2 separate regions of the Homo sapiens genome follow, and region 2 is linked to region 1. A link is a loop called in an ENCODE intact Hi-C map of the cell type or tissue named here. Cell type or tissue: K562. All regions are shown on one strand. Links, peaks and the distances in the headings refer to the core of each region. The heading gives the core; the rest is flanking DNA. Region 1 overlaps SCD5 (stearoyl-CoA desaturase 5). Region 2 overlaps LOC105377308 (a long non-coding RNA gene).

Region 1 (8,000 bases), core at 1-8,000:
CACTGCATCCAGCCTGGGTGACAGAGCAAGACCCTGTCTAAGAAAAAACAAAACAAAACAAAAAAAAAACCATTATTCTCAGCCAGGCGCAGTGGCTCACATCTGTAATCCCAGCACTTTGAGAGGCTGAGGCAGGTGGATCAGCCGAGGTCAGGAGTTCGAGACCAGCCTGGCCAACATGGTGAAACCTGTCTCTACTAAAAATACAAAAATTAGCCAGGCGTGGTGGCAGCTGCCTGTAATCCCAGCTACTCAGGAGGCTGAGGCAGGAGAATCACTTGAACCCAGGAGGCAGAGGTTGCAGTGAGCCCAGATCGCGCCATTGCACTCCAGTCTGGGGGACAAGAGTGAGACTTTGCCTCAAAAAAAAAAAATCATTCTTAATAGTAATATTATATTTCATTTTACAACATACTTTTGGGGTTTCTTTTTTTCTGAGACAGGGTCTTGCTCTGTTGCCCAGGCTGGAGTGCAGTGATGCCCTCAACTCACTGTGGCCTCGACCTTCTGGGCTCAAGAGATCTTCCCACCTTAACCTCCTGAGTAGCTGGAACTACAGATGCATGCCACCATGCCCAGCTAATTTTTTAAAAAAATTTTGTAGACACGGGGTCTTGCCATGTTGCCCAGGCTAGTCTCGAACTCTTGGGCTCAAGTGATCCTCCCACCTCAGCCTTTCAAAGTGTTGGGATTACAGGTGTAAGCCACCGTGCCAGACCATAGTTTGTTTTTAATTTTTTAAAATAATTTTTAGGGTTTTTTTTCCTATTTTTCTTTCTTTGTTTCTCCAGGATGTAGTCTCAAACATATACTAGCTCAAAGGATATGATGTTCCATGGTTTACTACACTTCGCCATGTTGCTTTCCAGAAATATTGTACTAATTTATGTTTGTATGAGGGTATAACTTTCTCAAAAGCCTTGCCAGACTTTGATTTTGTAATTATAATTTGCCAGTTTAACGGCATTGCATGGTTTTGTGTTTTAACTTCTTATAATTACTAAGGAGGCTGAGTCCTCTTCCAAGGATTTGTTTTCTAGTTGTAATGCCTCTTGTGTGAACATGTTCAGATTTTTTTTTGACTGTTAATGCAGTAGAAATAGTATTGCACTTGTGGATTTAATTCCATTCTCTAGATATTCTGGATGTTAATTTTTTTCATTCATTCTATTTATCACAATTTTCCCTCTAAGTCACTTTGACTAAAGAAAGTTTTGCTCAATGGATGCAGCTCCCACTCAGGCAGATCATCAATTCAGCCAAGGTTCCTGCTGCCCCATTTTCTGGTGGCTGCACACTGTAATCCCCTCATAAATTTTCCTGAAGACAGCCTGATTTTTAAGTTCCCCAGCTCCCTAATGAACTGTATCCCAATTTGTCAAATATACCCAGCAATTATTCAATGTTATATCATGTGCTACTGGAAAAAAATCAGGGATACTATTTTCATGCTTGCCTTTCTGGCCATCTCTGATTTATATTGTGCCTTTCTATTAAGGCAGAGTTTCATGTCGTGATCTGAAAGCATTTTACAACCACTGGATCAAACTCTGAAAAGAGAAGAAACCAAAGTCAAGTTGCTATCAATGGCACAATGAGGTAGGAAGGCTGGGGGGCAAAAAAGGTCATGGATAAGATTAAAGAAATCTAAACAAAACTTAAGTATTTGAAACACTTTACAGATTGGACCTGAGGTCAATCTAATTAGCTAAAAAAAAAAAAATCCACTATCTAGAACTATATCTACTTTTTGCACGCATCACCCAAATTGTAAAACAACAACAAAAAATAAGAGCTGTACAAAATACTTAATAAATGTATTCTGTAAGCATCACACAAAATACTTGATAAAAAAAGAACCAAAAGATTTCTACCTGAAAAAAAGTTATCACGGCCGGGCCCAGTGGCTCATGCCTGTAGTCCCAGCACTTTGGGAGGCCTAGGCGGGCGGATCACGAGGTCAAGAGACGGAGACTGACCATCCTGGCCAACATGGTGAAACCCTGTCGCTACTAAAAATACAAAATTAGCTGGGTGTGGTGGCGTGCGTCTGTGGTCCCAGCTACTCGGGAGACTGAGGCAGGAAAATCGCTTGAACCCAGGAGGCAGACGTTGCAGTGAGCCGAGATCGTGCCACTGCACTCCAGCCTGGCAACAGAGTGAGACTCCGTTTAAAAAAAAAGTTATCACTGTCTGTTTCATGGCTTTTGATTATTTATTTTTTTGCCTATAAGAAAGATCCCCAGTTGGGGAAGAACACATCCCAGCACACTTCCTCTCTTTCTCAATTCTTTCTTACTTGCCAGCTTAGACTAAAAGCCACTCACCCATTCCTTCCACCCTTCCATACCTACTCTTCACTCCTTCACCTTAGCCAACTCCTGGCCACAACTATGGTCTCTGGAGAGGATCCTGGTAGACCATAGAGAAGCTACACCCAACAGCTACATATCCAACTGGTGAGAGGGAACATTTCTCCACTGTAGTAGATACAACTACATAGCAGTTCCAAGTTATAGATGCCAAATGGCTCCCATTATTATTACAGTTGGCACTTGTTGAGTACTTAGGATACGCTGTGACCCTAAAAAGCACTGCCTATGTCTTATCTCATTTAATCTTCACCAACCCCATTTTACAGATGAGGCAAAATGGAGTTTAGAAATTTGGCCAAGATCACCCAGCTAGTAATAACAGAGGTGGGGACTGACACTACAACATATGGCCTCTCAGAGGATGGGCAAATGTTTTGATGATTTGTAGCAAACTGTAATTTTTTCCCCAAGTGTGCTATTTTTAAATATAATCACTAAAAAATAATAATCTTACCCCTACTAGTTGCGGGTTGACTGTGACTTTGGGGCCAAATGCAAAAAGCCTCAATCTGCGATTTCCCAGGCAAATAGCACTAAGTACCTGTTCTTGTCCTTGCTGATTCTTCTACATGCAAATCATTTCCCTCTCAACACTGGTAAGACATTTGTAGTCATGCCAGGGGAAGGCAGTGGGGATGTGAAAGGTGGAGGTCCTGGCCTGGAAGTGGAGAGGGCTCTATTTTAGCTCCATTTCCACCACAAACTCAACTCTCGGGATCATGGGTTCCTCACGAGCGAATGGAAACCAGTGGATGATACGGTTTCTAACATCCCCTCCAGCTTTAAATTTCCAGCAATTTATGAAGCCTGGTAATGCCCACGTACTGGTGCCAGCAGTGTGGGTGCAGCACCCCCTGCCGGTGGCCTCCCCGCACTGCCCTGGAGGGAGGTCGTGGCTGGTAGAGCCACACTCCGCCTGCTGGTTGTGTGCGGTGGTGGCCCAGGCCAGGGCACAGGCATTCACGCACACAAAACTCACCCCAACGATGCTCTGAAGTATCTATTGCCATGTGTGTGCTGAAAGAAATGCACTATGATTCAGATCGGCCAAGGCTTGGAAGAGGACAAGAGGATTACAGGGTAATTTAGGAAGCACGTAGAGTTAGACGCAGCTGGACAGGCTTCTGCTTAGCCATGCTGATCGTGAAAAGCCACGATGAAAACTTGATAATTTTTTTAGCACAGCATATTCTCTTAAAGAGAGGCATATATCTGTTCTCTGAAAGTAGAAAATAAATTCTTCCATGGACTTGATGTGTTTAAAATCTAAGGCGAGTGCAGGTCCCGACCCCTCTCCATCCCCACCGCTTGCTTATCTGCTTCAACAATCTGCAGCCTGAGCCTGCTCACCTGTGTCGGCTCAACACCAGCCCAGCCACTTCATGTCTCAGCAATCTGACCTGCCCTTCAAATATCACCAGCCTCCAATGCCATTCCTGCTGGGGGCATCTGATGGGAAACACAGGTCCTTTCAACTTAAACTCGAGATAAGCACACATAAAGCATCTACCCCCTAAGGACTTTAGCAATTATTTTTAAAATGAAAAACCTGAGCTTTGAATGTAGCGCCCAAAGTAGAGCGGAGACATGGAGGAAATAATCAACTTGATTCCCTCTTCTGTCATTCACCTCTTCCAGAAACCTGGAACCTGAAGGCGAGGTTGTTTTGCCAGCACCCAGCACCTCGCCTTGCTGTTGATCACCTTCCCTAGGAGCACAAAAGTCAGAGGGGAGAAAGGATGGGAGTGCAAGGTTTGTCCACTGGGGCAGGTGGACGGGGAGGATCTCAGGCTGGGTTTGGGTATTATGGAGCCAGTATCAGGCTAACATCTCATAGTGTGGCTTTAGCCAGGCCCCAAGGGGGAATCCAATCTATAGTGAAGTTCATTTTCACAATAAGCTTTGGAGGGTATCATTCATCCAACTCAGACAGACATATTGACTTACCGATAACTTCATTAATGAAAGCACCTGCCTGGCCTGGAACCCTATTCTCTAAACCAAGGACTCCCAGTTCCCAATGTGTGGTCTATCCCCTGCAGTGCTTTTCCAAGGTCCGCCACAGTTGGCTCTACTTTCTCTCCTCCCTCCTCTCAACTTCTGAATCTTTCTTTTCTCTTCCTTCTACCCTTCCAAATGTAAGCAAAATGTAAACCAATGTAGAGATAACTTTTAATTCTTCCCCTAATCCTTTACCCCAAATCTGCTCAGAAAAAGTCTAGAACCAGAACTGACAGAGGCAGAATTCTGTGTTAGAAACTATAGGGGAGGGTGAAAGACTAAGACTAAGGTGGAGTCTCTTTTCCCAATTCTTTTTTTTTTTTTTCTTTTGAGACAGGGTCTCGCTCTGTCACCCAGGCTGGAGTGCAGTGGTGCAATCACAGCTCACTGCAGCCTCTGCCTTCTAGGCCCCAGGCCCAAGTGATCCTCCCACCTCAGCCTCCCAAGTAGCTGGGACTACAGGCGTGTGCCAGCTAATTTTTTTTTTTTTTTTTTTCGTAGAGACAGAGTTTTGCCATGTTGCCTAGGCTGGTCTCAAACTCCTGGGCCCAAGCAATCTGCCCGCCTCAGCTCCCAAAGTGCTGGGATTACAGGCATGAACCACTGCGCCCAGCCTCTTTTCCCACTTCTTATATCTAGGCTGGTCTTGTGGTTTTGTTTGGTCAATAGAATGTATGAAAGTGATGCTGTGTGACTTTCAGAGCCTGGGCCTTGAGAGGCCTTGGAGCTTGCACTTTGGTCCCTCGAAACACTGCCATGCTTGTTCTGAAAGGAAACCATTGTCACCTACCAGGGAATGAGAAGCCATGAGACAGAAAACCAAGGCGCCCAACCAACAGTCAGTGCCAACCACCAGCTGTGTGAGTGACGGCAGCTGCATGAGCCAGCCCAGGTGAGACCAGCAGAGGAACTGACCAGCCAGCAAAGAATCATGAGAAATAGTCTATCGATGTTGTTTTAAACCACTCCATTTCTGGCTGGTAGGCAGCAATAGAGAACTAAAACACACACTTTTGCCTTTGTCTCTATTGTTTATGGAATGAGATATTAGAATAGGGCTCTTTCTGCCTCCATTTTAATTGAGGCACCAATATGATAGATATCAGATACCTACATGACTGTGAAACAGACCCCCTTACACAGAATTCACAAAGGAAATTATTGAGACCTGGCTCCGTCACTCTTGGATGCCTCCTCCAGATCAAGGATATGAAAAGGGGTCAGAGTGGGCGGGGGGGGGGAGTGGGCAGATAGGTGAAGAGCTTTTGTTGGGGGAGCTGTTAATGAGCTGTAGTGTCCCCCTTAAAATCCCCCAAAGAAAGATGGGCATGCCTGTAGTCCCAGCGACTCAGGAGGCTGAGGCAGGAAAATGGCGTGAAACCGGGAGGTGGAGCTTGCAGTGAGCCGAGATCGCACCACTGCACTCCAGCCTGGATGACAGAAGAGAGTCCGTCTCAAAAAAAAAAAAAAAAGAAAGATGGGCAAGAGTTGTATCTTCTTCATTCCAAGCCCAGTCAGGCAGCTTGTGTGGACCACTTGGGGAGCTTTAAAGTAGTTTCACTACAGCTGGAACCAGCAGACATTCAGGTCCCAGAGGCATGCCTGTGACACCCAGAGTGGGCCATGACAGCAGGCTAGAGGGGCATGCAGGAGCTAGTCTGCCTTTCTGGGTTTTCCTGAGTAGAGTGTGCCCTGGGGACCAAACGTGGCCACTCAGAAGAGAGAGCTGGTGTGAGGTCTGACCGGGTCCTGTCTCACAGGGCCACCTACTGGAGAGGCAGAGAGACCCCAGCAGCAAGAAACTAGAGGTGGGCACAGGATTGCTGGGGTCTTAGAATAAATAAATCCCCAGATAACACCTGAAATAAAGATGCACCTTTCTGGCCGGGCATGGTGCCTCACACCTGTAATCCCAGCACTTTGGGAGGCCGAGGTGGGTGGATCACTTGAGGCCAGGAGTTCAAGACCAGCCTGGCCAACATGGCAAAACTCCGTTTCTACTAAAAATACAAAAATTAGCTGGGCATGGTGGCTCATGCCTGTAATCCCAGCTACTCAGGTGGCTGAGGCATGAGAATCGCTTGAACCTGAGAGGTGGAGGTTGCCGTGAGCTGAGATTGTGCCACTGCACTCCAGTGAGATTCTGTCTCCAAAAAAACAATGCATCTTTATATGTCCAGACAATTACAGGAGAGAGCTCACCAATGATGCGGGTCTCTGAAGAGCCCACCACAATGTCCAACATGTCAAACACTGGCCAGGCTCAGGGAGTGGAAAGCAACCTTTCCAATTCCCTTATCCCTAACTCCCCAATTACCCACCCAGTCCTGGGGATTCAGAAACTAGCTAGCACACTGAGAATGTGTAAGGAGAGAAAGACGCGTAGACAGAGAGAAGCTACAGAGAGGCTCCCACCTAGCCCCCAGCCCTTTCCACTGAGACTCCCAGTTGGATCCAGGCCTGAGATGAGAAAGGGGATGATAAACATTAAATCAAGTTCAAAGGTTCGATTATCAGCTTGGGCTGGTCATTCTAATTTCTGAATTGAGACAGAGCTTGTAACTTAGAGTGACAGGAGGATAGTCTATTTCCTAAAAATTAGTTGAGCCAGGCTCAGTGGCTCACACCTGCAATCCCAGCACTTTGGGAGGCCGAGGTGGGAGGACTGCTTGAAGTCAGGAATTCAAGACCAGCCTGGGCAACACAGTGAGATGCCCGTATCTACAAAAAATAAAAAACAAAAATTAGTGGGGTATAGTGGCTCATACCTGTAGTCCCAGCTACTCAGGAGGGTGAGGCAGGAGGATCTCTTGAGCCCAGGAGGTCAAGGCTGCAGTGAACTGTGATTATGCCACTGCACTTCAGCCTATTAAAGTATAAAAGGGCAACAGGAAAAAAGTTATATATATATATTTTTTAATTTTTTTTAGATATGCCACCCAGGCTGGAGTGCAGTCGTGCAATCACGGGCTCACCGCAACTTCTACCTCCCAGGCTTGAGCGACCCTCCCACCTCAGCCTCCCAAGTAGCTGGGACTACAGGCACGTGCCACCATGCCTGGCTAATTTTTAATTTTTATGTAGAGACAGGGTCTCACTATGTTGCCCAGGCTAGTCTTGAACTCCTAGCCTCAAGCAATCCCCCCCGCCTTGGTCTCCCAAAGTGCTGAGATTACAGGCATGACCACACCCGGCCACTAACTTCTTTGTTGTTGTTGTCACTGTTGAGACAAGGTCTGGCTCTATGACCCACGCTGGGTTGCAGTGGCACAATCTCGGCTCACTGCAACCCTCCCAGGTTCAAGCCATCTTTCCACTTCAGCCTCCTGAGTAGCTGGGACTACAGGCACGCACCACCACACCTGGATAATTTTTCTATTTTTAGTAAAGATGGGGTCTCTCCATGTTGCCCAGGCTGGTCTCAAAGTTCTAAGCTCAACAGATCCGCCTGCCTCAGCCTCCCAAATTGCTGGGATTACAGGTGTGAGCCATGGCGCCTGGCTGAAAAAAGTTATCTCTTGATTACATCAATAATTGTATTTGTTGACCATGATAGTTACATTTATTTTGTCTGTTTACAATTTCTCCCAAATATGTTTTAAAAGACAAAACAAAATGTTTTGA
Region 2 (15,983 bases), core at 4,155-12,154, 460 kb before region 1:
AGTGTCCTCTTCAATTCTTCCCTAGCACAACTGTAGGCTGCTTTCTCCCTCAACGCTGTGCTCTGTGCTCCCTCTGCTGGCTCTCACATGCCAGCTACATTTAAAACAACCACAGGATAGTACAATGCCCACATTTGGGTGGCCTTCAGCAATGTTTCCCACTTGTACATGCTGTCTTAAATTTGGCTATACTTCTTAGCAAAAAATGAAAATTCAACCTCTTTTGTATTATAAAAAAAAAGTGGAGACAGGAAGGGAATGATTAAATAAATTATTGTACTTCATACTATGAAATGCAGCCACTTAATTTGTGTCCACAACTGTGTGAGGTACTGAGGATAAAAAGATTTGGTAATACATGGTCCCCGCTCTCAGGAAATTTACAAGCTAGTGAGGGGAGACTGACATATAACACACTTTTCAAAACGAAGAATTTTAGAAAATTCCTATAACATATGCCTTAAATGATGACTCAAACATGTCCTCTAAACGTATAAAGAGGTACCTCACACAGTCCAGGCTGGACTTTCTTAAATATTCATCTTGGGCTCGGTGCAGTGGCTCACGCCTATAATCCCAGCACTCGAGGCTGAGGCAGTTCGAGCTTGAGCTGAGGAGTTCGAGACCAGTCTGGGCAACATGGTGAAACCCCGTCTCTACAAAAAAAAAAAATACCCCAAAAATTGGCCAGGCATGGTGGCACATGCCTGTAGTCCCAGCTACTCAGGAGGCTGAGGCAGGAGAATCGCTTGAACCAGGGAGGCAGAGGTTGCAGTGAGCTGAGATCGCACCACTGCACTCCAGCCTGGGTGACAGACACCTCATCGAAAGAAAGAGAGACACAGAGAGAGAGAGAACTAATGGCTTTGTGTGAATGTTTTCACCATGATTTAGGCAAAGAACAGAAGCCCATCATGTTGAGTTTCACAATTGGTAGCTGGTGCAGAAGGTTCAGGTAGCAAATGACTGTTTTTGGATTTGGGATATATGGTATTTCTGAAGGTCAAAGGAAATATTTGATACAACCACTCTGTAATCACAGGTTTGTAGTGTTCCTGACCAGCCCATCTCACACGCACCCTTCCCCACACACACACCCAACACTTCAAATAACTCTTTTTATAGATTTTTTATTATTTATATTAATATACCTTCCATAAAGTTTTGTAAATATAGACCCAGGTGTGGGTCGGGTGCCGTGGCTCATGCTTGTAATCCCAGCCCTCTGGGAGGCTGAGGCAGGAGGACTGCTTGAGCCCAGGAGTTCAAGGCCAGCCTGGGCAACAGGATGAAATCCTATCTCTACAAAAAGAATACAAAAATTAGCCAGACATGATGGTGCACGCCTGTAATCCCAGCACTTTGGGAGGCCGAGGCGGGCGCATTACTTGAGGTCAGGAGTTTGAGACAAGCCTGACCAACATGGCGAAACCCCGTCTCTACTAAAAATACAAAGAATTATCCTGGTGGGATGGTGCATGCCTGTAATCCCAGCTACTTGGGAGACTGAGGTGAGAGGATCGCTTGAGCCCAAGAGGAGAAGTTGCAGTGAGCCGAGATCGTGCCACTGCACTCCAGCCTGGGCGATAGAGTGAGACTTGGTCTCAAAAAAAAAAAAAAAAGAAAAGGAAGAAATTAAAAAAAAAATGTAATGTGCATCTTAATGGATAGATTTGGTTACATGAAAATATGAAACCATCATGATCATAACTGCCATCTGTTACGGCTACCCCCATTATGGACACCTACTAAGGGCCAGTCACTATATGCTTTATGCTTTATATGCCTTAGCTCATTTTATGAATTAGGCACAGAGATGAGCCTAAGGAACAAAGTGTAGTTCAGAGATGCAAAGTAAGGATTCAAATCCAGGTATGCTTGATGCCAAAGTCCCTTCAGTGTCTTCTTACTACGCTACCTTGAATCATTATCCAGTTTCCACAAATACTGTTACCTGAGGTTTCCTCCACTGGTTGCTAAGCATAGTGGAAAAGACTAATATGACAGTCAGCAATAGTATCCTATGTCATGTTCATGCTGAGCAAAGCTCTTTGAGCTCTATGGGAAGCCGCTGGCCTTAAGGAAATTAAAATATAATGGAGCACGGACTATATGCAAATAATTAAATATAGCTAATAGATTTTCTACATGCCAAAATTAGCCAGTTTGAAAACCTTATGGAGAACAAATTCCATTAACAAGAACAGCCAAAATATCCCAGAATAAATGTAACAAAAATTTGTCAAGCCTTTATGAAAAAGATCATAGGAAGTCAGTAGAATAAACAGAAAGACAACTCATGTTTCTAGATGGGAAGACTCAATGACTGAATATTGTAAATATATTAATTATCTCCAAATTGTTAAATGTAAAGTCATTTAAGCTACAATTACCGAATCATTGTGATATTAGCACAGAAATGAGCACAGAAATCAACCCTAAAGTCCAATGAACAATATATATATATAGAACAATATACAATATATATAAAGTCATATATATATATAAAGTCATATATATATATGGGACTTTAACCTACGGTAAAAGTGGCATTTCAAATTACTGTGGAAGCCAGATGCAGTGGTTCATGCCTATAATTTCAGCTAGTTGGGAGGCTGAGATGGAAGGATGGAGCCAGGAGTTCGAGGCTGTAGTGAGTGATGATAACCCCACTGCACTGCAGCCTGGGTGATAAGAGTGAGACCCCATCCCTCAAAAAAAAAAAATGAGTGGGGAAAGGATATTCAGTAAGTCTTATAAAATAGTTGGCAGTAGGATTCTGTGGCAAGATGGCCAAATAGGAACAGCTCCGGTCTGCAGCTCCCAGTGAGATCAACACAGAAGGCAGGTGATTTCTGCATTTCCAACTGAGGTACCTGGTTCATCTCATTGGGACTGGTTGGACAGTGGGTGCAGCCCACAGAGGGTGAGCCAAAGCACAGTGGGGCATCGCCTCACCCGGGAAGTGCAAGGGATCGGGGAATTTTCTCCCCCACCTAAAGGAAGCCGTGAGGGACTGAGCCTGAGGAACGCCGGCACAGATACTATGCTTGTCCCACTGTTTTCACAACCTGCAAACCAGGAGATTCCCTCCGGTGCCCACCCCACGAGGGCCCTGGGTTTCAAGCACAAAACTGGGTGGCCATTTGGGCAGACACCGAACTAGCTACAGGAGTTCTTTTTTTCCATACCCCAGTGTTACCTGGAATGCTAGAAAGACAGAACCGCTGACTCCACTGGAAAGGGGTGCTGAAGCCAGGGAGCCAAGTGATCTGGCTAAACAGGCCCCACTCCCACGGAGCCCAGCAAACTAAGATCCACGGGCTTGAAATTCTCGCCGCTAGCACAGCAGCAGTCTGAGATCAACCTGGGATGTTCCAGCTTGGTGAGGGGAGGGGTGCCTGCCATTGCTGAGGCTTGAGTAGGTGGTTTTACACTCACAGTGTAAACAAAGCTGCTGGGAAGTTCAAACTGGGTGGAGCCCACAGCAGCTCAGCAAGGCTGCTGTGGCCAGACTGCCAGATTTCCCTTCTCTGAGCAGGGCATCTCTGAAAAAAAGGCAGCAGACCCAGTCAGGGACTTATAGATAAAACCCCCATCTCCCTGGGGACAGAGCACCTGGGGAAAGGGGCAGCTGTGGGCAAAGCTTCAGCAGACTTAAACGTCCCTGCCTGATGGCTCTGAAGAGAGCAGCGGACCTCTCAGCAGAGCGTTCAAGCTCTGCTAAGGGTCAGACTGCCTCCTCAAGTACGTCCCTGACCCCCATGTATCCTGACTGGGGGACACCTCCCAGTAGGGGCCGACAGACACCTCACACAGGAGAGCACTGGCTGGCATCTGACAGGTGCCCCTCTGGAACAAAGCTTCCAGAGGAAAGATCATGCGGCAAAATTTGCTGTTCTGCAGCCTCCGCTGTTGATACCCAGGCAAACAGGTTTGGGAGTGGACCTCCAGCAAACTCCAGCAGATGGGCAGCAGGGGGCCTGTCAGAAGGAAAACTAACAAACAGAAAGAAATAGCATGTCCACTCAAAGACTCCATCCAAAGGTCACCAACATCAAAGACCAAAGGTAGATAAATCCACAAAGATGGGCAGAAACCAGTGCAAAAGGCTGAAAATTCCAAAAACCAGAACGCCTCTTCTCCTCCAAAGGATCACATCTCCTCGCCAGCAAGGGAACAAAACTGGACAGAGAATGAGTTTGACAAATTGACAGAAGTAGTTTTCAGAAGGTGGGTAATAACAAACTCCTCTGAGCTGAAGGAGCATGTTCTAACCCAATGCAAGGAAGCTAAGAACCTTGAAAAAAGGTTAGACAAATGGCTAACTAGAATAACCAGTGTAGAGAAGAACACAAATGACCTGAGGGAGCTAAAAAACACAGCACGACAACTTCGTGAAACATACACACGTTTCAATAGCTGAATCAATCAAACAAAAGAAAGGATATCAGAGATTGAAGATCAACTTAATGAAATAAAGAGAGAAGACAAGATTCGAGAAAAAAGAATAAAAAGGAACGAACACAGCCTCCAAGAAATATAAGACTACGTGAAAACATCAAATCTATGTTTGACTGGTGTACCTGAAGGTGACGAGGAGAATGGAACCAAGTTGGAAAACACTCTGCAGGATATTATCCAGGAGAACTTCCCCAACCTAGCAAGACAAGCCAACATTCAAATTCAGGAAATACAGAGAACACCACTAAAATACTCCTTGAGAAGAGCAACCCCAAGACACATAATTGCCTGATTCACCAAGGTTGAAATGAAGGAAAAAATGGTAAGGGCAGCCAGAGAGAAAGGTAGAGTTACCCACACAGGGAAGCTCATCAGACTAATAGCAGATCTCTGCAGAAACCCTACAAGCCAGAATAGAGTGGGGGCCAATATTCAACATTCTTAAAGGAAAAAATTTTCAACCCAGAATTTCATATTCAGCCAAACTAAGCTTCATAAGCGAAGGAGAAATAAAATCCTTTACAGACAAGCAAATGCTGAGAGATTTTGTCACCACCAGGCCTGCCTTACAAGAGCTCCTGAAGGAAGCACTAAACATGGAAAGGAACAACTGGTAGCAACCACTGCAAAAACATATCAAATTGTAAAGAACATCGACACTATGAAGAAACTGCATCAATTAATGGGCAAAACAACCAGTTAGCATCATAATGACAGGATCAAATTCACACATAACAATATTAACCTTAAGTGTAAACAGGCTAAATGTCCCAATTAAAAGACACAGACTGGCAAGTTGGATAAAGAGTCAAGACCCATCAGTGTGCTATATTCAGAAGACCCAGCTCACATGCAAAGACACACATAGGCTCAAAATAAAGGGATGGAGGAATATTTACCAAGCAAATGGAAAGCAAAAAAAAAAGCAAGGGTTGCAATCCCAGTCTCTGATAAAACAGACTTTAAACCAACAAAGATCAAAGAGACAAAGAAGGGCATTACATAATGGTAAAGGAATCAATGCAGCAAGAATAGCTAACTATCCTAAATATATATGCACCCAGTACAAGAGCACCCAGATTCATAAAGCAAGTTCTTAGAGACCTACAAAGAGACTTAGACTCCCACACAATAATAATGGGAGACGTTAACATCCCACTGTCAACATTAGACAGATCAACAAGACAGAAAATTAACAAGGGTATTCAGGACTTGAACTCAGCTCTGGACCAAGTGGACCTAATAGACATCTACAGAACTCTCCACCCCAAATCAGCAGAATATGCATTCTTCTCAGCACTACATCGCACTTATTCTAAAGTTGACCACATAATTGGAAGTAAAACACTCCTCAGCAAATGCAAAAGAACAGAAATCACAACAAACAGTCTCTCAGACCACAGTGCAATCAAACCAGAACTCAGGATTAAGAAACACTCAAAACCACACAACTACATGGAAACTGAACAACCTACTCCTGAATGACTACTGTGTAAAAAGAAATGAAGGCAGAAATAAAGATGTTCTTCGAAACCAATGAGAACGAAGACACAACGTACCAGAATCTCTGGGACACATTTAAAGCAGTGTGTAGAGGGAAATTTATAGCACTAAATACCCACAAGAGAAAGCAAGAAAGATCTAAAATTGACGCCCTAACATCACAATTAAAAGAACTAGGGAAGCAAGAAAACCACAGGGCATGGGGCCAGGGTGGCAGCCCCCAGGGAGCCGGCAGGATGGCAGAGGGCAAGGCGGGCAGCACAGCCGGCCTCTTCACCAAGCAGGTGCAGAAGTTCAGCAGGGCCCAGGAGAAGGTGCTGCAGAAATCGGGGAAAACTGTAGAAACCAAAGATGAACAATTTGAACAAAGTGCTAACAACTTCTACCAACAACAGGCAGAAGGCCACAACTATACAAGGACCTGAAGAACTTCCTTAGTGCAGTCAAAGTGATGCATGAAAGCTCAAAAAGAGTGTAAGAAACCCTGCAGGAGATCTACAGCAGTGAGTGGGATGGTCATGAGGAGCTGAAGGCCATCATAGAGAATAATGATCTCCTTTGGGAAGACTAGAGGAGAAACTTGCTGATCGGGCTGTGAGGACCATGGAAAAGTACATTACCCAGTTCAGCAAAAGTAAGGAGAGAATTGCCAAGCGGGGTGGAAACTCGTGGACTGTGACAGTGCCCGACATCACCTGGAGGCAGTGCAGAATGCCAAGAAAGATGAGGCCAAGACTGCCAAGGCAGAGGAATAGTTCAACAAAGCCCAGACTGTGTGTGAAGATCTGAACCAACATATGCAAATCAACAAACTACTAGAGGAGTTGTCTATTCTTTATAATAGTCATACTGGCTCTATGTGACCATCTTCCAAAACATTTCCAACTTGAGGGATGTCTTCTACAGGGAAATGAGCAAACTGAACCACAATCTCTCCGAGGTGATGAGCAAACTGGAGAAGCAACATTCCAGTAAAGTCTTTGTGGTGAAGAGACTATCAAGCAGCAGCAGGCGCTCTTTAGTCATTTCTCCCCCAGTTCGAACATCTACAGTCTCCAGTCCACTTACCTCACCTACTAGTCCCTCTACACTTTCCTCGAAGAGTAAGAGTGAATCTGTCTCAGCAACTGAAGATCTGGCACCTGATGCAGCCCAGGGGGAAGACAATTCTGAGATCAAGGAGCTCTTAGAAGATGAGGAAATAGGGAAGGAAGGATCTGAAGCAAGCTCCTCTGAGGAAGAAGAGCCTCTACTAACCTGCAACGGCCCCTCCCAGGCCCAGCCCTCTCCTATCATTGAGAGTGCCAGGTCCCAGGAAGAAGTTCCCCCCAGCTCCCCTGCTCTATCACCAGGTGGAGCCCTAAGCCCTTCAGGACACCCTTTATCATCTGCCGCAGAAGTAGTCCTCCGAACCCGCACCGCAGGTGACAAATCTGAACAATCAAAGAAGAGAGCCTCTATCCAGAGGACCTCAGCACCCCCTAGTAGGCCTCCTCCACCCAGAGCCACTGCAAGCCCCAGGCCCTCCTCAGGGAACATACCCTCCAGCCCTCCAGCCTCTGGAGGGGGTTCACCCACCAGCCCTAGGGCCTCCTTGGGGACTGGGACTCCAAGTCCTAGGACCTCCCTAGAGGTCTCTCCTAATCCAGAACCACCAGAGAAGCCAGTAAGAACTCCTGAGGCCAAAGAAAATGAAAACATCCACAATCAGAACCTCGAAGAACTTTGTACTTCCCCCACCTTAATGACATCTCACATTGCTTCAGAGCCTGGAGAGGCAAAGAAGATGGAAGACAAGGAAAATGATAACAAGCTTGTCTCAGCTGACTCCTCGGAGGGCCAAGACCAGCTTAAAGTCTCCACAGTACCAGACAAGAGCAACCTCACAGCACCTGAACCTCAAGAAGAGGTATCTACAAGTGAAAATGCACAACTCTGAAGAGAAACTGCCAAGATTCCCCAAGCCCCACACCTCCCCAGAGAAGCTCTTCAACCAGAGGGTATAGGTCAGAGGGATATAATAGACAGCATCCATCCCTGGGTTCTCAGTAAGAATGATGGTGCTGTCTAAAGACCTGGCATTAATGGAGGTGGAGGAGCAGCCTTAAGGGAGGGATGGAGGGAGGCAGGCTGGGGAGGAGAAGAGAACATTAGACTCAGGGAATATTTAATTCAGGTTTTAGCATTATTAGAATAAGACTTTATACATTAAGGTGGAGCTATAATCACTATAAAAAGCAAAAGTATCTATAGACACAGACACTTGTCTACACAGAGACATAACCACACATACTCAGAGGACAGTGAATAAATCTGTCTTTGACTTATGACCCATTTTGCAAGACTTAAAGCCAGAAGAACACATTTTCAGATTGTTAAATAAAGTCTGATTCTGACAAAAAAAAAAGAACTAGAAAAGCAACAGCAAACAAATTCAAAATCTAGCAGAAGACAAGAAATAACTAAGATCAGAACAGAACTGAAGGAGATAGAGATAGGAAAAACCCATCAAAAAATCAATGAATCCAGGACCTGGTTTTTTGAAAAGATCAACAAAATAGATAGACTGCTAGCCAGACTAACAAAGAAGAAAAGAGAAGAATCAAATAGATGCAATAAAAAATGATATAGGGTATATTACCACTGATCCCACAGAAATACAAACTACCATCAGAGAATACTATAAACACCTCTATGCAAATAAACTAGAAAATCTAGAAGAAATTGATAAATTCCTGGACACATACACCCTCCCAAGTCTAATCCAGGAAGCAGTCAAATCCCTGAATAAACCAATAACAAGTTCTGAAATTGAGGCAGTAATTAGTAGCTAACCAACCAAAAAAAGTCCATGAACAGATGGATTCATAGCCAAATTCTACCAGAGGTACAAAGAGGAGCTCGCACCATTCCTTCTGAAACTATTTCAAACAATTAAAAAAGAGGGAAACCTCCCTAACTCATTTTATGAGGCTAGCATCATCCTGATACCAAAACCTGGCAGAGACACAACAAAAAAAGAAAATTTCAGGCCAATATCCCTGATGAACATCGATGCGAAAATTCTCAGTAAAATACTGGCAAACCGAATCCAGCAGCACATCAAAAAGCTTATCCACCATGATCAAGTCAGCTTCATCCCTGGGATGCAAGGCTGGTTCAACATATGCAAATCAATAAACATAATCCATCACATAAACAGAACCAATCACAAAAACCACAGAATATCTCAATAGATGCAGAAAAGGCCTTCGACAAGATTCAACACTGCTTCATGCTAAAACCCTCAATAAACTGGGTATCAATGGAACGTATCTCAAAATAATAAGAGCTATTTATGACAAACCCACAGCCAATATCACTGAAAGGGCAAAAACTGGAAGCATTCCTTTTGAAAACCGGCACAAGACAAGGATGCCCGCTCTCGCCACTCCTATTCAACACAGTATTGGAAGTTCTGGCCAAGGCAATCAGGCAAGAGAAAGAAATAAAGGGTATTCAAATAGGAAGAGAGGAAGTCAAATTGTCTCTGCAGATGACATGATTGTATATTTAGAAAACCCCATCGTCTCGGCCCAAAATTTCCTTAAGCAACTTCAGCAAAGTCTCAGGATACAAAATCAATGTGCAAAAATCACAAGCATTCCTATACACCAATAATAGACAGACAGCCAAATCATGAGTGAACTCCCATTCATAGTTGCTACAAAGAGAATAAAATACCTAGGATATGAAGGACCTCTTCAAGGAGAACTACAAACCACTGCTCAAGGAAATCAGAGAGGACACAAACAAATGGAAAAACATTCCATGCTCATGAATAGGAAGAATCAATATCGTGAAAATGGACATACTGCCCAAAGTAATTTATAGATTCAATGCTATCCCCATCAAGCTACCACTGATTTTCTTCACAGAATTGGAAAAAACTACTTTAAACTTCATATGGAACCAAAAGAGAGCCCACATAGCCAAGACAACCCTGGACAAGAAGAACAAAGCTGGAGGCATCACACTACCTGACTTCAAACTTTACTACAAGGCTGCAGTAACCAAAACAGCATGGTACTGGTACCAAAACAGATATATAGACCAATGGAACAGAACAGAGGCCTCAGAAATACCACCACACATCTACCACCATATGATCTTTGACAAACCTGACACAAACAAGCAATGGGGAAAAGATTCCCTGTTTAATAAATGTTGTTGGGAAAACTAGCTAGCCATATGCAGAAAACTGAAACTGGACCCTGTCCTTACACCTTATATGAAAATCAACTCAAGAGGATCAAAGACTTAAACGTAAGACCTAGGACCATAAAAATCCTAGAAGAAAACCTGGGCAATACCATTCAGGACACAGGCATGGGCAAAGCCTTCATGTCTAAAACACCAAAAGCAATGGCAACAAAAGCCAAAATTGACAAATGGGATCTAATTAAACTAAAGAGCTTCTGCACAGCAAAAGAAACTACCATCAGAGTGAACAGGCAACCTACAGAATGGGAGAAAAAATTTGCTATCTATCCAACTGACCAAGGGCTAATATCCAGAATCTACAAAGAACTTAAACACTTTTACAAGAAAAAAAACAACCCCATCAAAAAGTGGGCAAAGGATATGAACAGACACTTCTCAAAAGAAGACATTTATACAGCCAACAGACATATGAAAAAATGCTCATCATCACTGGTCAACAGAGAAATGGAAATCAAAACCACAATGAGATACCATCGTACACGAGTTAGAATGGCTATCATTAAAAAGTCAGGAAACAACAGATGCTGGAGAGGGTGTGGAAAAATAGGAATGCTTTTACACTGTTGGTGGGAGTGTAAATTAGTTCTACCATTGTGGAAGACAGTGTGGCGATTCCTCAAGGATCTAGAACTAGAAATACCATTTGACCCAGCAATCCCATTACTGGGTATATATCCAAAGGATTATAAATCATTCTACTGTAAAGACACATGCACACGTATGTTTATTGCAGCACTATTCACAATAGCAAAGACTGGGAACCAACCCAAATGTGCATCAATATTAGACTGGATAAAGAAAATGTGGCACATATACCATGGAATACTATGCAGCCATAAAAAAGGATGAGTTCATGTCCTTTGCAGGGACATGGATGAAGCTGGAAACCGTCATTCTCAGCAAACTATCACAAGATCAGATAACCAAACACCGCATGTTCTCACTCATAAGTGGGAGTTGAACAATGAGAACACATGGACACAGGGAGGGGAACATCACACACCAGCGCCTGTTGGGGGGTGGGGGACTAGGGGAGGGATAGCATTAGAAGAAATACCTAATGTAGCTGATGGGTTGATGGGTGCAGCAAACCACCATGGCACGTGTATACCTATGTTACAAAACTGCACATTCTGCACATGTACCCCAGAACTTAAAGTATAATTAAAAAAATAGAATAGTTGGCTGTCCATTTGGGAAGATGCAAATTCCAACCTCATAAAGGGCACAAAAACAAATTCCAGGTGGATTAAAGATTTAAACATTAAAACAAACATATAAAAGTAACAGAAAAAAATAAGAAAACATTTACATTTGGGGATGGGGATAGAAAAAGAGGCCTTGCCTAGTATGACACTAAGGTCCAACAAAAATGTCTAAATAAAAAAATAGACACCATAAAGAAAAAGAAAAATCAAATAATAAACCTCAAAAGAAACATCTGAGATATATATATGATAGTCAAAGAAAACATTGTTAATTTAAAAAACAGGCCAGGCACGGTGGCTCACGCCTGTAATCCTAGCACTTTAGGACGCCAAGGCAGGCAGATCACCTGAGGTCAGGAGTTCGAGACCAGCCTGGCAAACATGGTGAAATCCCGTCTCTACCAAAAATATAAAAATTAGCCAGGCGTGGTGGCACACACCTGTAATCCCAGCTGCTTGGGTGGCTGAGGAGGAGAATCTCTGGAACCCAGGAGATGGAGGTTGCAGTGTGCCGAGACCACGCCACTGCATTCCAGCCTGGGCAGCAAGAGGGAGACTCCATCTCAAAAAAAAAAAAAAGGAAAAGAAAAGAAAGAACAGGCTGGGCATGGTGACTCACGCCTGTAATCCCAGCACTCTGGGAGGCCAAGGCAGATGAATCTCTTGAGTCCAGGAGTTCAAGACCAGCCTGGGCCACATGGTGAAACCCAGTCTCTACAAAAAGTACAAAAATTAGCCAGGCATGGTAGCATGTGCCTGTATTCCCAGCTGCTCAGGAGACTGAGGTAGGATGACAGCTTGATTCTGAGAAGTCAAGGCTGCAGTGAGCCAAGATTGTGCCACTGCACTCCAGCCTAGGTGACCAGTGAGACCCTGCCTAAAAATAAAAAGAACAAAATTAGCAGAGCATGGCGGCACTTGTCTGTACTCCCAGCTACTCAGGAGGCGAAGGCAGGAAGATCACTTGAGACCAAGAGTTCGAGGCTGCAGTCAGCTATGATCCCACCACTGCAGTCTAGCCTGGAAAACAGAGTAAGACTCGGTCTAAAAAAAAAAAAATTTTCAGAAAAATGTATATAAAATGCACAAAAATGAAAAGACAAATATAAATTAGATTATTCCAGTGGTTCTTTTATGGGATGGTAAAAATAGACAGGCTTTTACTCTAGTATTGTTTACTTTTTTTTTTTTTTTTAGACAAGGTCTCACTCTATTGCCTAGGCTGGAGTGCAGCAGTGCGATCATGACTCACTGCAGCCTTGACTTCTCAGCCTCAAACAATTTTCCCAGTTCAGCCTCCCAAGTAGCCGGGACCACAGGTGCGCACCATCACGTCCAGCTAATTTTTCTATTTTTTGTAGAGACGGGGTTTCACCATGTTGTCCAGGCTGGTCTTGAACTCCTGGGCTAAGGTGGTTCTCCCACCTGGGCCTCCCAAACTGCTGGGATTACAGGCTTCAGCCACTGTGCCCAGCCTAAATTTTTACAGTGATCACATACGTAAATAAAAAAATTATAAAAATGTTCCATTTTGAAGAACAATAACTAAAAAAACAGTCCTTTATGAGAGAACTTCAATACTTAATAAGACTCATCTTGAATTAGTGAGTGCTTGAAAGTCTCCAGCTGACAAAAACACTTACAAACTCTCTAATGACCTAAGAAGTCAGATGACTAAAAAATTAGTTGCTCTTCCTTCTGGGAAGCTAACCTCTAAAAAGCAATGATAATTCAGGCATAGTGGCTCACGCAGGTAATCCCAGCACTTCGGGAGGCTGAGGGGGTCGGATCACTTAAGGTCAGGGGTTCGAGACCAGACTGACCAACATGATGAAACCCTGTCTCTACTAAAAATACAAAATTAGCCAGGTGTGGTGGTGCACACTTGTAATCTCAGCTATTCAGGAGGCTGAGGCAGGAGAATCACTTTAACCCAGGAGGCAGAGGTTGCAGTGAGTCGAGATCGTGCTACTGCACTCAAGCCTGGGCAACGGAGTAAGACTCTGTCTCAAAAATAAATAAAATAAAAAGCAATGATAGTAGTATTCACCAGTCAAAGTACTGATGAGTCTAAAAGCATGTTGTGAAAGAAATTAACAACAGTGAAATGTCCCATTTCACCTTCCCAGGATCCTAGCTTCTCACCACTCTTTCTGCTGCATCCTCAAGATTGTATCAAACTATCAAGGGAAAGGTGGAAATGTCTGTGATATTTTATATTACCTGCCGTGGTTTTCATTCTCAGTTATTCTCTTTGGCACAAAAATGGAGAATGAAAAAAATGGAGGAGGAGGAAGGAGAGATGGAGGAAGAAGAGAGTAAGACAGAAAAGCTTCTCATTCTAAAAAGTTTCAAAATAGATTTTGGGAACTCTCTGAAAACAGAGTATATGGGGAAAAAAAGGTTTCAGACAATCAACGTTCATGGCATCAACTGGGAAAACGCCCAGGGTGGTCAGAGTTGCCCTACCTAGACTTGCTGGAATGTCCACATGTCAGAGAAGGACAGAATGAGAAGGAAGCACTCCAACTAGCTAGAGCCCTCTCTAGGAAGTGAGGGGTGACATAGTGTGGTGATGAGAAGACTCCTAGTAAATTGGGGATCCAAGAGCTTGCTTCCCAAATGAAGTAAGGTCTAAAAGCTGCTCCCCACATGATAGCAGTGACACAGCACAACAGGAGAGTGCGACAGGAGGGCATATTGTGACACAGCCTCTGGAGCCACCCGCAGCCTCACAATGACATGTGGGAGCAGTGGGAATTTTTCTTCGCCTCCAAGAGGACCAAAAAAGTGACTGAAAGAGAAACAGAGCACCTAAAGGGGCCTTGGGGTTCCAAGTAGAGTGTGTGACTGGTGATCAGAGACAGACAGAAAACAAACATTAGCTGCAGATTCCACCTTAGAGGGACGAAGGTCACTAATTGGAAGCTCTTTCCCTCCACCAAGTTTCCCACACTCAGAGATGCCACCCCATGGGGAAAGAAGGAAAGGGAGAAATCCTGAGTTAAGTGAGGAAACCTGGCATTGACTAGAGTAAGCCTTGGCTATCAGGCATAATACAGCATACAGAAAACATACAGGAAGGAAAGAAAGCACAAGGGACAGTATGCAATTGGAGGGGAGGATTAAAGGCTTAGAATGACTGCTGTGCTGAAAGCTCACCAGGGAGAAGGGGCTCAAAAAAGATAGATTTGTGGTGAGGTTTATTCGGTTTGTTTTTACTGTAAGCAAGACCCTGGGGTAAGCAAAAGCATTACCCCAGAGTTAACAAATTTCCTCTTCCCAGGTATAAGTAATGTGACCAGTGGTTTTAATCAGTCACCCTGCCTGTAACACAGACACACTTATCAAGCTGATAAGACACACTGATTCGAGATTTCCTGTATATAGGATACATGATTCAACAAGGCATTTTTCTCAGGAGCTATAGTGCAGACCAGTTTCGCTCCTTCCTTGTCAAATCCAATTTGATTACCCTGTGTTAAAGGAAATGGAATTGACTACCTGCCTTCACCCAGACACCCAGAAGGATACTGATTGTCATTCTTTAAGGTTACACCATTGGGTTCAGGCGCAGTGACACACCTGTAATCCCAGCACTTTAGGAGACCAAGGAGAGTGGACCACTTGAGGTCAAGAGTTCAAGACCAGTTTGGCCAACATGGTGAAACCCCGTCTCTACTAAAAATACAAAAATTAGTCAGGCGTGGTGGCACACACCTGTGGTCCCAGCTACTCAGGAGGCTGAGGTGGAAGGATCGTTTCAACCCAGAAGGTGGAGGTTGCAGTGAGCCGTGATCATGCCACTGCACTCTAGACCCTGTCTCAAAAAAAAAAAAAGATTACACCATTGGGAGCAAGAAAGTAATATGTACTTATCACAAATTACTGCAATTGCATAACTACTGTATGCTAATATTTTTGCATAATTATTTCATTTAAACTTGACAATTACCCCCATTTTATGAACTAGGAAACTGACTCTCAGAAAGATTAAGTTACATAAACTCATGGAGTACATGGGCAATGCCCATATATGAATCTAAGTTTGTCTGACTTCAAAGGCAAACTCTTTCCACTCTACCACAATACCTTGGTGATGAAAATATATAAGGTCACACTTTTAAAAAATTATTGTCAAGGCACCCAAGGTCTAAGACAACAAAAGTCATGCTACCACTCCTTCCACTCTGCCCTCCTACCTACTCTCTCATACACCTTTTCTCTGCCACACTCATCCCCCAAACCCACCTGCCTTCTTTCAAGCCTTTACAGAAGCTATTCCCTCTGCCTAGACTCTCCTATCTTTCTTTCCTCCCCACTTAGAGAACGCCAACCCATCCTCTAAGTCAAGGACTTTTAAAGCTTTGCTAGCTCTCCATCCCATCTTCTGCAGCTTTGTTCATCTTTCCCTGATAGCACACGCATACCACTTGAGACTGGCGTTTCTCCGCCTGTGCCTCTGTAACCACTACTAGAATATGAACTCCTCAACTTCAAGGTCGGGGCCGACCTACTTGCATACCCAGGAATCTAAGGCATTTA

What was found. Hi-C counts contacts between places; a loop is a spot of excess contacts. Peaks named below come from ENCODE experiments on the same cell type or tissue, not always from the same donor. Only the 100,000 strongest peaks of a DNase experiment are listed, where the experiment ranks them.
Region 2: it touches region 1 in a loop (11-fold over the local background); 2 of 110 quality-filtered maps call a loop at or near these places.

The regions. Positions count from the first base shown.
Region 1 is chr4:82,736,247-82,744,246 of GRCh38, forward strand. All of the region lies in intron 1 of SCD5 (stearoyl-CoA desaturase 5), which reads right to left. Among named protein-coding and RNA genes, the nearest start is that of MIR575, 13 kb to the right of the region's middle. RefSeq lists a silencer at 3,271-3,360. In K562, for the core only: CTCF peaks have their summits at 3,246 (motif pointing left) and 6,136 (motif pointing left); a DNase peak (open chromatin) is centred at 3,255; H3K27me3 peaks cover 1,602 bases.
Region 2 is chr4:82,268,698-82,284,680 of GRCh38, forward strand. All of the region lies in intron 1 of LOC105377308 (a long non-coding RNA gene), which reads right to left. It also overlaps the pseudogene BIN2P1. Among named protein-coding and RNA genes, the nearest start is that of HNRNPD, 97 kb to the right of the region's middle. In K562, for the core only: a CTCF peak has its summit at 7,318 (motif pointing right); a DNase peak (open chromatin) is centred at 7,304; H3K27me3 peaks cover 783 bases.